Linked DNA regions of Homo sapiens: region 1 is linked to region 2. A link is an interaction called in ENCODE POLR2A ChIA-PET data of the cell type or tissue named here. Cell type or tissue: MCF 10A. All regions are shown on one strand. Links, peaks and the distances in the headings refer to the core of each region. The heading gives the core; the rest is flanking DNA.

Evidence for each region. Peaks named below come from ENCODE experiments on the same cell type or tissue, not always from the same donor. Only the 100,000 strongest peaks of a DNase experiment are listed, where the experiment ranks them.
Region 1: POLR2A ChIA-PET joins it to region 2 with 5 read pairs; 2 of 35 experiments call an interaction of 5 or more read pairs at or near these places.

What each region holds. Positions count from the first base shown.
Region 1 is chr2:26,694,443-26,698,825 of GRCh38, reverse strand. All of the region lies in intron 1 of KCNK3 (potassium two pore domain channel subfamily K member 3), which reads right to left. Among named protein-coding and RNA genes, the nearest start is that of KCNK3, 3.9 kb to the right of the region's middle. RefSeq lists an enhancer at 1,268-1,769. In MCF 10A, for the core only: no CTCF peak of the experiment used is centred there; a DNase peak (open chromatin) is centred at 2,295.
Region 2 is chr2:26,769,502-26,773,884 of GRCh38, reverse strand. The region is part of intron 1 of SLC35F6 (solute carrier family 35 member F6); the gene reads right to left. Among named protein-coding and RNA genes, the nearest start is that of SLC35F6, 7.4 kb to the right of the region's middle. In MCF 10A, for the core only: a CTCF peak has its summit at 2,669 (motif pointing left); DNase peaks (open chromatin) are centred at 1,324, 2,444 and 2,764.

The DNA.
Region 1 (4,383 bases), core at 191-4,190, 75 kb after region 2:
CCACGCCCAGCCCCTTGCTAGCTTTCTGCTCTGAGGAGGAGCAGGAGCCTGGACAGTTAGGGAAACACCAGGCATGGCTGAGGAGCGGGGAGATGGGGGGTGGGGAGTGGGATTGGGAAGATAAGGGGAAAGGGTGTGGCAATCTCCTGGCCCTCAACCTCACTGTTCCCACCTGTTAGGAAGCAGCAGAAGTAGCCGTGGTCATGGTAACCCTTGGGAGACAGAGCAGTTCCTTGGTAAGGCAAGTAATAATGCACAAACAATAGTATTAATAACAATAATAATGGCAAATTATTAAGTGCCTTCTCTGTACCAGGCACTTTCTTTTTATGATCCCATTTAATCCTGGCAGGCAGATATTATTATCCCCACTTTGTAAATGACAAAACAAGCTCAGAGAGATTAGATAATGTGTCCAAGGACATACAGCTAGTGGCAGTAGGGGAATGGGGATAGGGTGGATTGAGATGAACCCAGGCACTCCAGCTTCCAAGTCAGTGCCTATGTTCCTCCGCTGCCCTGCAGAAATTGTGGGGTCGAAGCACGCCCACGGGCTAGCCTGTGGGCAGGAAGGAAATGCCAACTGAGGTGGGTGCCGGGACTTTCCTAGGCTGGGCTACCCTTCCTTCACCTTGGAAAGTCGAAAGAGGCCTCGAACAATGGAGTGATGAGCTGCCAGAGGCCTGAGTGCTAAGAGAGATGGTGGGATGTGGGGGACAGGCTGGAGGATGCAGAGAACACCAGTGCAGGCACTGGAAGGCCTGGCTTCTAGTCAGGGTCATACTCTCAACTCCCTGTGTGAGTGTGGACAAGCCGCTCACCTCTCTGGGTGTTTGGAAGATTGCTAATGTCTCCTTCTCTTATTTTAGGACCTCTGGGATTTTGGGGGTGGCAGGTCACATCTGTACTCTCCTTCTTGAAAAGATGTAAAAAGTATAGGTTTCCTCATGAATCACCTGCTTGAGTTCACAGTCTAAGGGTTCTCAGGCCATGTGGTGGGTGACGGGAGGTGGTGCTCAGCTGAGCACAGGCTGGAAGCTGGGGAAAGAGCGGAACAGAAGGTTTTCTGCCCCAGCCCCATCAGCGAATCAATCACCTGGTCTCTTTGTTGTTGCCTTAGAGCCAAAAAGATTCCCAGGACCTGCAGTGGGAGAATGGGCACCTGCGAGCCCATGGCAGGTGCCCATGGCGGGTGCTGGGCACAGCTGTGACAAGTCGTCTGGTTTGGTCAGGGGCCAGGGTGTGGCAAGCAGCAGGCCTGACTGGAGTGTGCTCGAGCAGGAAGCCCCCTGCTTCTGGGGAGGGCTTTGCTGGGGAAAAGGCAAGCCTTGGCTTCTAGGTGCCCTAGGCTGGAGTGCAATGGTGCGATCTCGGCTCACTGCAGCCTCTGCCTTCTGCGTTCAAGTGATTCTCATGCCTCAGCCTCCTGAGTAGCTGGGACTACAGGCATGAACCACCATGCCTGGCTAATTTTTGTATTTTTAGTAGAGACTGGGTTTTGCCATGTTGTCCGGGCTGGTCTGGACCTCCTGGCCTCAAGCGATCTGTCTACTTCTGCCTCCGCCTCCCAAAGTGCTGGGATTACCGGTGTCAGCCACTGCACCCAGCATGGAATGGGCTCTTGAAATGGAGAAAGAATTCGTGAAAAATTCAGGGCAGGAGAGTCAGAGAGGTCCAATTGAATCTGGGCAAGTGCCATGCTTCCGAGGCCTGAGGCCATGGGGGAGTCATCTACCCTCAGAGCCTCAGGTTCCTCAGCTGAAAAATGGGGGTAATAATGCCTATCTAGAGAGGTTGGTGAGAGAATTAAATAAGGGGGTACAAATGAAGCGTCTAGTATAGAGCCTGCCACAAAGTAAATAATAAATGGTGGTTGCCATTGTTATTGTTGTTGCTGCTGCTGTTGTTAATAAAAATAATAAATAAGTATCCTGAACAAGTAGAAGGAGTAGGGGACTGGGGGTTAGGTTTTTGCTACCCTCTGACTGTGTGATTTCTGTCACCTCTCTGACTCCTTATCTGTCAGAGCAGGGGGTGGTACCAGCTGATCTCCGAAGCCCCTTCCTGCTCTGACAGCCTCTGAGCTATGAATAGATGAGGCTTGGGCCCTGGAGGAGTTTAATGACTCAACAGCTAAAGTGGTTAAGACTTCCTAAGAAATGACTTTCTATTACTGTTGGGTGAACTTAGGGCACCAGCAAAGGAAGGGTTTCCTGGCTGGGAGACCAGGGATAGGGAGCTGGAGGAATCCTTCCAGCCAGTGGAGACGGTGACTAACCAGGTGAATGACTAAGAAAGAACCTGCTGACCTCCAACCAATCAGGGCTGCCCATGAGCACCCTGTGAGCTGGCATCACTAAGCACGGCTTGGCTGTGTCAGGCCTGGCTGGGTCTGAGCTTCATAGCATATGGAGTCAAAGGAAGCAGCCAAAAGACCAGCAGGGAAAGAGCACTGGGCTTGGAGTCAGAAGACCCAGCTTCCCACTCTGACTCTGCTGCTTACCAGCTGGGTGACTGGGGGAGCCGCTTCCCTTCCCTGAGCCTTCACGCCTTCATCCATGCAGCAGAGCTAACAATACCTGCCCAGCAACTTCACCAAGTCATGAAGACTGAGAATCATGACAAGAGATGCAAGTGCATTGTGATCACTAAGGTAGCAAATGATGGGAAGTGCTGTCATTATTCCATCCCAATGGGACACCCGGTATCTCAGAATGAGACTCATTCATGTTTTCAAAGGGGTCAGGTGAACACAGGCTGCTGCCCTTGGGTTTGGGGCCATTATCAGCCTAACTAAGGCCCCTTTCTACCATCTGATCACAGCCCAAATAGGTTTTTCTTAGAGCAGAGCCCCTGTGGACAGCTTCCAGCAAGGTGGCATAGCCACAGTGGAAGGCAACACAAAGCCAGGATGGTCAGGTGGGGCAGGGAGGGAGGGGCCCCCACAGAACCAGGGGGGTGGTCTGATGTTGTCTTTCCTCTTGCCCAGCACTTTATAAATAAATAATCACCAGAACCGCACTCTGTCTGCCTCTCCCCCCATGGCTTTTAGCGTCTCTCTTGGTGAGGACTGCAAGCACTTTGGGAAACGGCAGAGGAAGAGGGAAGGATGCTACCCTTTCATTTCTGCACACCTTAAACCCATCAATAGCATTCTGTGTGTGCTCACAGCCTCTGGGTACTATGCTGGCACTTGGAGCACAGAGACAGGAACTGCAGGACCTGCCCACATGGAGGTTGAGTACAGTGTGGTCAAAGAGACAAAACACTTCCCCTATAATGCAAATAACCATTCAAAACAGCCAACAGCGTGTCACCCAGATCATCCTCACAGTGAGACCTGCAGTTGTCCAGAGCAGTGGCCTGGGAGGCTTTGAGGAGGAGGGGGGATTTGAGCTGGACCTGGAAGGTTAGCATGGACAAGATAAATAGAAGGTAGAGCCAGGCGCAGTGGCTCACACCTGTAATCCCAGCACTTTGGGAGGCCCAGGTGAGAGGATCGCTTGAGGCCAGGGGTTTGAGGTTGTGCTGAACTATGATTACACCACTGCATTCCAGCCTGGGTGAGACAGAGTGAGACTCTTTCTCTCAAAAAAAGAAAAAAGAAAAGAAAAAGGGCAGAGAAAAAGGCATGCCAGACAGGCATACTTAAGGTATTCTCAGAGGACAGGTTGGCAGCTATCGAGAGGGATCACATAAGTAAGAAGTGAGATGTGAAGTCAGACATAGAGGTTGGAGCCAGGTATGGAGATCCTCAAAATTTGAGATAAGGAGCATAGACCAGATTCCATGGACAGTGGAGAGTCATTGAGGGATTCCAAGAAGGGAATTGGTTTGGTGACAGCTGAGTTTTTCTTTCTGGCAGCATTGTCCAGGGGAGCATGCCTTGTTGTGGGGTAGGCAGGGAGGTCAGTTGGGAGGTTACTATGAAGCTGGGGACCATGGGCCTGAGAAGGAAAGGGGACACGCGTGAAGGCTTGACGTGTGGAAAAGAGGGAGAGAGAGGGTCCAAAGATGTTCAGTCTGATTCTTTTGATTCTCCAGACAGCTAAACAGCTACTGAAACCCTGGCAAATAGTAGTGGGGTGTGAGAGTGGAAGAGACTGCAGACCAAATCTGGGCTGGTGTTTTTCAGGAAGCGGGCTCCTCTTTGGGCAGACCTAAGTCTGATCATCCTATCCTAAACTCACAGGACCAGTAGGACCCAGAGGTGCCCCAGCTGGGCCACATCCACTCCCAGGGCCCTTTCCTCCCTCTTCCAAGAGAAGAATCCAGAAACGACACAGCATAGCTCCCCATGGTCCCCAGGGAGCCGTAGATTCTTGGAACAGTGTCCTGCAGTGGATAGACCGCAGGAAGAGTGTCTAGTCCTGCCTTTTACTC
Region 2 (4,383 bases), core at 254-4,253:
ATCCCGACACTTTGGGAGGCTGAGGTGGGTGGATCACTTGACGTCTGGAGTTCGAGACCGCCTGGCCAACATGGTGAAACCCCGTCTCTACTAAAAATACAAAAATTAGCCGGGCGTGGTGGTACAAGCCTGTAATCCCAGCTACTCAGGAGGCTGAGGCATGAGACTCACTTGAACCTGGGGGACAGAGGCTGCAGTGAGCCGATATTGCACCACTGCACTCCAGCCTAGGTGATGGAGCAAGATCCTGTCTCAGAAAAAAAAAAAAAAAGCATATCTATATATATTCTATATCACGAATTTGCTTTTTTAAGTGTTTGATAACTGTATTTCAATTTAATTGACTTCTTTTGTAATCCTTGGTCTTTTTTTTTTTTTTTTCTTAATGGAGTCTCGCTCTGTCGCCCAGGCTGGAGTGCAGTGGCAAGATCTCGGCTCACTGCAAGCTCCGTCTCCCGGGTTCACGCCATTCTCCTGCCTCAGCCTCCTGAGCAGCTGGGACTACAGGCGCCCGACACCACGCCTGGCTAATTTTTTTTTGTATTTTTAGTAGAGACGGTGTTTCACCGTGTTAGCCAGGATGGTCTCAATCTCCTGACCTTGTGAACCACCCTCCTCAGCCTCCCAACGTGCTGGAATTACAGGCGTGAGCCACCGTGCCTGGCCCAATCCTTGGTCTTATTTACACGTTTTAAAACATTACTGTAAGAAGAGGTCCATAGGCTGTGCCAGACTGTCAAAGAGTCCCATGGCATGAAAAATATCAAGAACCTCTGGTCTACAGGAGTATTTGGGTCCTGGGAAATGACTTAATACAGACCACCTGCTCACCTTCAAAAAGCCTGAATGGTTTGGAAGATCTTTCTAATGCTGACTTTCAAGCAGGTGGCAAAGACATCACACTCATGGCATGACCTCCCAGTCAGCACCCGGCAGATGGTGATGACTGATTATGACATACTTCCCCGATGAGCCTAGACACAAGCCCAGAATCCTTTGTGGCATAGTGCTTTGGGCAGCTTAACCACCAATCACTCTGAACTGTCTGCCATCTGTGCATGAAAATTCTCTGTCTTGAATTTCGTCTTTGCTGGGCTTGGTTAGGTCTGTGGAATCTTGTCTAATCTTTCATTTGAAAGCCCTTTAGGTACCTGGGGACTTGTTGACCTTCTTCTGAATCTTCTCATCTCCTGGCTAAACAGCTCCAGCCTCTCCTAACCTTTCACCCCTGGCCACTGACTTCTGGAAGTACTCTGGTGTACCCAGGCCCAGAGCCAAGAGCATGTGATCTGGCCCAGACTGAGGCTAGCAAGGCGTGGCCCTCCCTCATGTTGACACCCTGGGTTCGTTGACACAGCTCCAAATGCATCAGTAACATCATGTGCTGACTGAAGTCAACACAGTCCCAGAGCCGTTTCCTGTGGGCCACCGACCTGCTCCCACTGCAGCATATCCTGCATAGGCAGTGGATGTCTTTAAAGTGCAAGACTCGGGACTTCTTTTTATTAAATGCCTTTCCTTGAAATGTCTTTCCAGGGCAGTCAGATTGCAGTGCACAGCCCTGCACTGCCATTGGCTCATCTCTGTAGCGAGCCTCAGCTCCCAAAGGGCGGGGGAGTCCTCTGGTTCCTGTACCTCCCCCGCAGCACCCAGAGCATGTGCCACTGGTTGTGCCGCAGTTAGGGTCTAGGTTTGACAAAGTCCCTGTCCAGCTTTGGCTTCTCTATATGCCTCTGAGTTTGCGGAAGAAAACAGGGCTATGGCAAACCTATTCCATAGTGAGAGACCCCACCAGCTCCTGGAGATGTGGAGAAAGAGGGGTAGTTAAGATTCCTTGTGGTTCTTGGGAATGGCAGGGGCAAAGGAGAGTTGAAGGGAGAAGTTCGGACAGAACTGTTTAGAAGGCAGAGAGAAACCTGGAGCCTGGCATGGCTTGGGGACCAGGCTGTAACCAGTACCAGTGGGGCAAAGAAAGCGCCTGCTATGGAACAGGGAGTCTGGGAGCTGGGGAAGCCTCCACCCCAGGTCAGGAAACACCTGACCTCATGGGCTGGAGTCTCACTTCTTTCTCTTTTTTTTTTTAGAGAGAGGGTCTCACTATGTTGCCATGGCTGGTCTTGAACTCCTGGGCTCAAGCAATCCTCCCGCCTCAGCCTCCTGAGTTGCTGAGATTATAGGCATGAGCCACTGCACCCATGGTGCCTAATTTCTGCCTGATATGCTGTTGGCTCTTGGATCCCTGGCCAGGACAGGACATGGAACATGGGTAAGGGCCACAGACCCAGCAGGGCTGCTCTCGAACCCAGTCTTGCTTTTGCAGAAAGAGCCCCCTGAGAAGGCCTGCATGAGGCAACTGAGTGAAACAGAGGCAAAGCAAGGAAGAGAGAAGAGGTCAAGCCTTACCAAGGGCACAGAGCCAACTGCCCAGAGCAAGTGAAGTCAGAGAGATGGGAATCCCCAGGCCAGGAGCCAAGTTTCCTCTAGGAGGGACAAGGGAGCTATTGCCAGGCCATGAAGGTTGATCAGAAGCTTCAGGCAAGGATTATTATTTATTTTATTATTATTTTTGTCTGTAGGGGGCAGGTATGGAAGCTGAGGCCACATTTCCATGAGTCCTACTTCCCACCTGAGTCTGAGGGCCCCCTGCTGGTAGAACAAGTTGGTCCATAGGGGAAACCCCTCGGGGCCTGTCCTTCCCCAAGGCTGGGGCGCTTCTTGGGGAGCTGACTGTAGGGCTGGTGCTGAGCTCCCCACCTCCCACAGGGGTTGTCTTCGCTTTCTCCACGGGTAGGTCTGCCTAGACAGGCCTGGCTGGCAGCGCTCCCGGCTGGGGAAATGGTATCTCTTTGTATCTGAGGGCCTGGGGCAGGCTGACAGCCCAAGGGATTGGGTGTCAGCAGCATGGGCTGCCTTGCCCAGCCTGAGATGCTCAGGCCTGCAGGTACCTTGGGGCAGAAAGCCAGGCTTCTCATCCTGGATTGGAGACAGGTTTCGACTCCTGGCGCAGAATCAGAAAAGACCCCAGCCTCACAGGCTAGAACAAAAATCCAGCCCCAGTTTGCCTGGGGATGACAGCAGTGACCCCTAAGGTGGGCAGCACTTTGCTGTCAGTTCTTCACAACGTTTGTTGTTTGTTGTCTTTTGTTTTTGTTCTTGTTTTTTTTTTTGAAACGGAGCCTCCCTCTGTCACCCAGGCTGGAGTGTAGCAGCGCGATCTTGGCTCACTGCAACCTCTGCTTTCCAGGTTCAAGTGATTCTCCTGCCTTAACCTCCCAAGTAGCTGGGATTACGGGCACCCACCACCATGCCCAGCTAATTTTTATATTTTTTGTAGAGACGGAGTTTCACCATGTTGGCCAGGATGGTCTCGAACTCCTGACCTCAAGTGATCCACCCGTATCAATCTCCCAAAGTGATCGGATTACAGGTATAAGCCTCTGCGTCCGGCCAACAACGTTTGTTTTTTTGTTTTGTTTTTCAGACAGGGTATTACTCTGTCACTGAGGCTGGAGTGCAGTGGCACAATCACGGCTCACTACAGCCTCAGCCTCCCAAGGCTCATATGATCCTCTCACCTCAGCCTCCTGAGTAGCTGGGACTACAGGCATGGGCCACCATGCCCGGCTAATTTTTGTATTTTTTGCAAAGATGCAGCCTTGTTTATGCTGCCCAGGCTAGTCTCGAACTCCTGGCCTCAAGAGATTGACCTGCCTCAGCCTCCCGAAGTGCTGGGATTACAGGTGTGAGCCACTGCACCCAGCCCATGTTTCCTTAAATGCACAATTCATAGGACACTTCATGGGGACTGTCCCGTTAAGCCTTACAACAAGGATCCTCATTTTAGATGGGGACTCTGAGGCTTAAGGCAGATCCAGGGTTAAACCTTGCTTGAATTTATACTCAGAAAAGGCAGAATACAGAGAAAACCCAGAGTTTTGAGTCCCACAGGCTGGACAAGTTACAGGGTAATCATACCAACACTGACAAACTGTCAGAAGCAATACATGATATAAGGATATATACATGACCTGGCACATGGCAGGTATTCAGCAAAACTCATTTTCTGCCCCTTCTCCTTTCCCTTCACTGAGCAGAAGCCATCTCCCCCTTGGGTTCAGCGTGGCCCCAGCTCCCCTTCAGCCTGAAAGCTACTGGAAAAACGTCTGGAACCTGTCCTGCTGGCTGAGGCAGAGGTGGCTGGAGGGACCTCAGGCTATTGTCCCTGCAGTTCACAGAGCCAAAATGCTGAAACAGAAGAAACTCAGCCATCAGCTGAACTCCTTATTTGACAGACAGGAACCCAGGGGCCAGAGAGGGCTCGAGGGGCTCACGGCTCCTCAGATGTTGAAACAGGGCCAGTACACTGGAAGCTCAGCAGGCAGT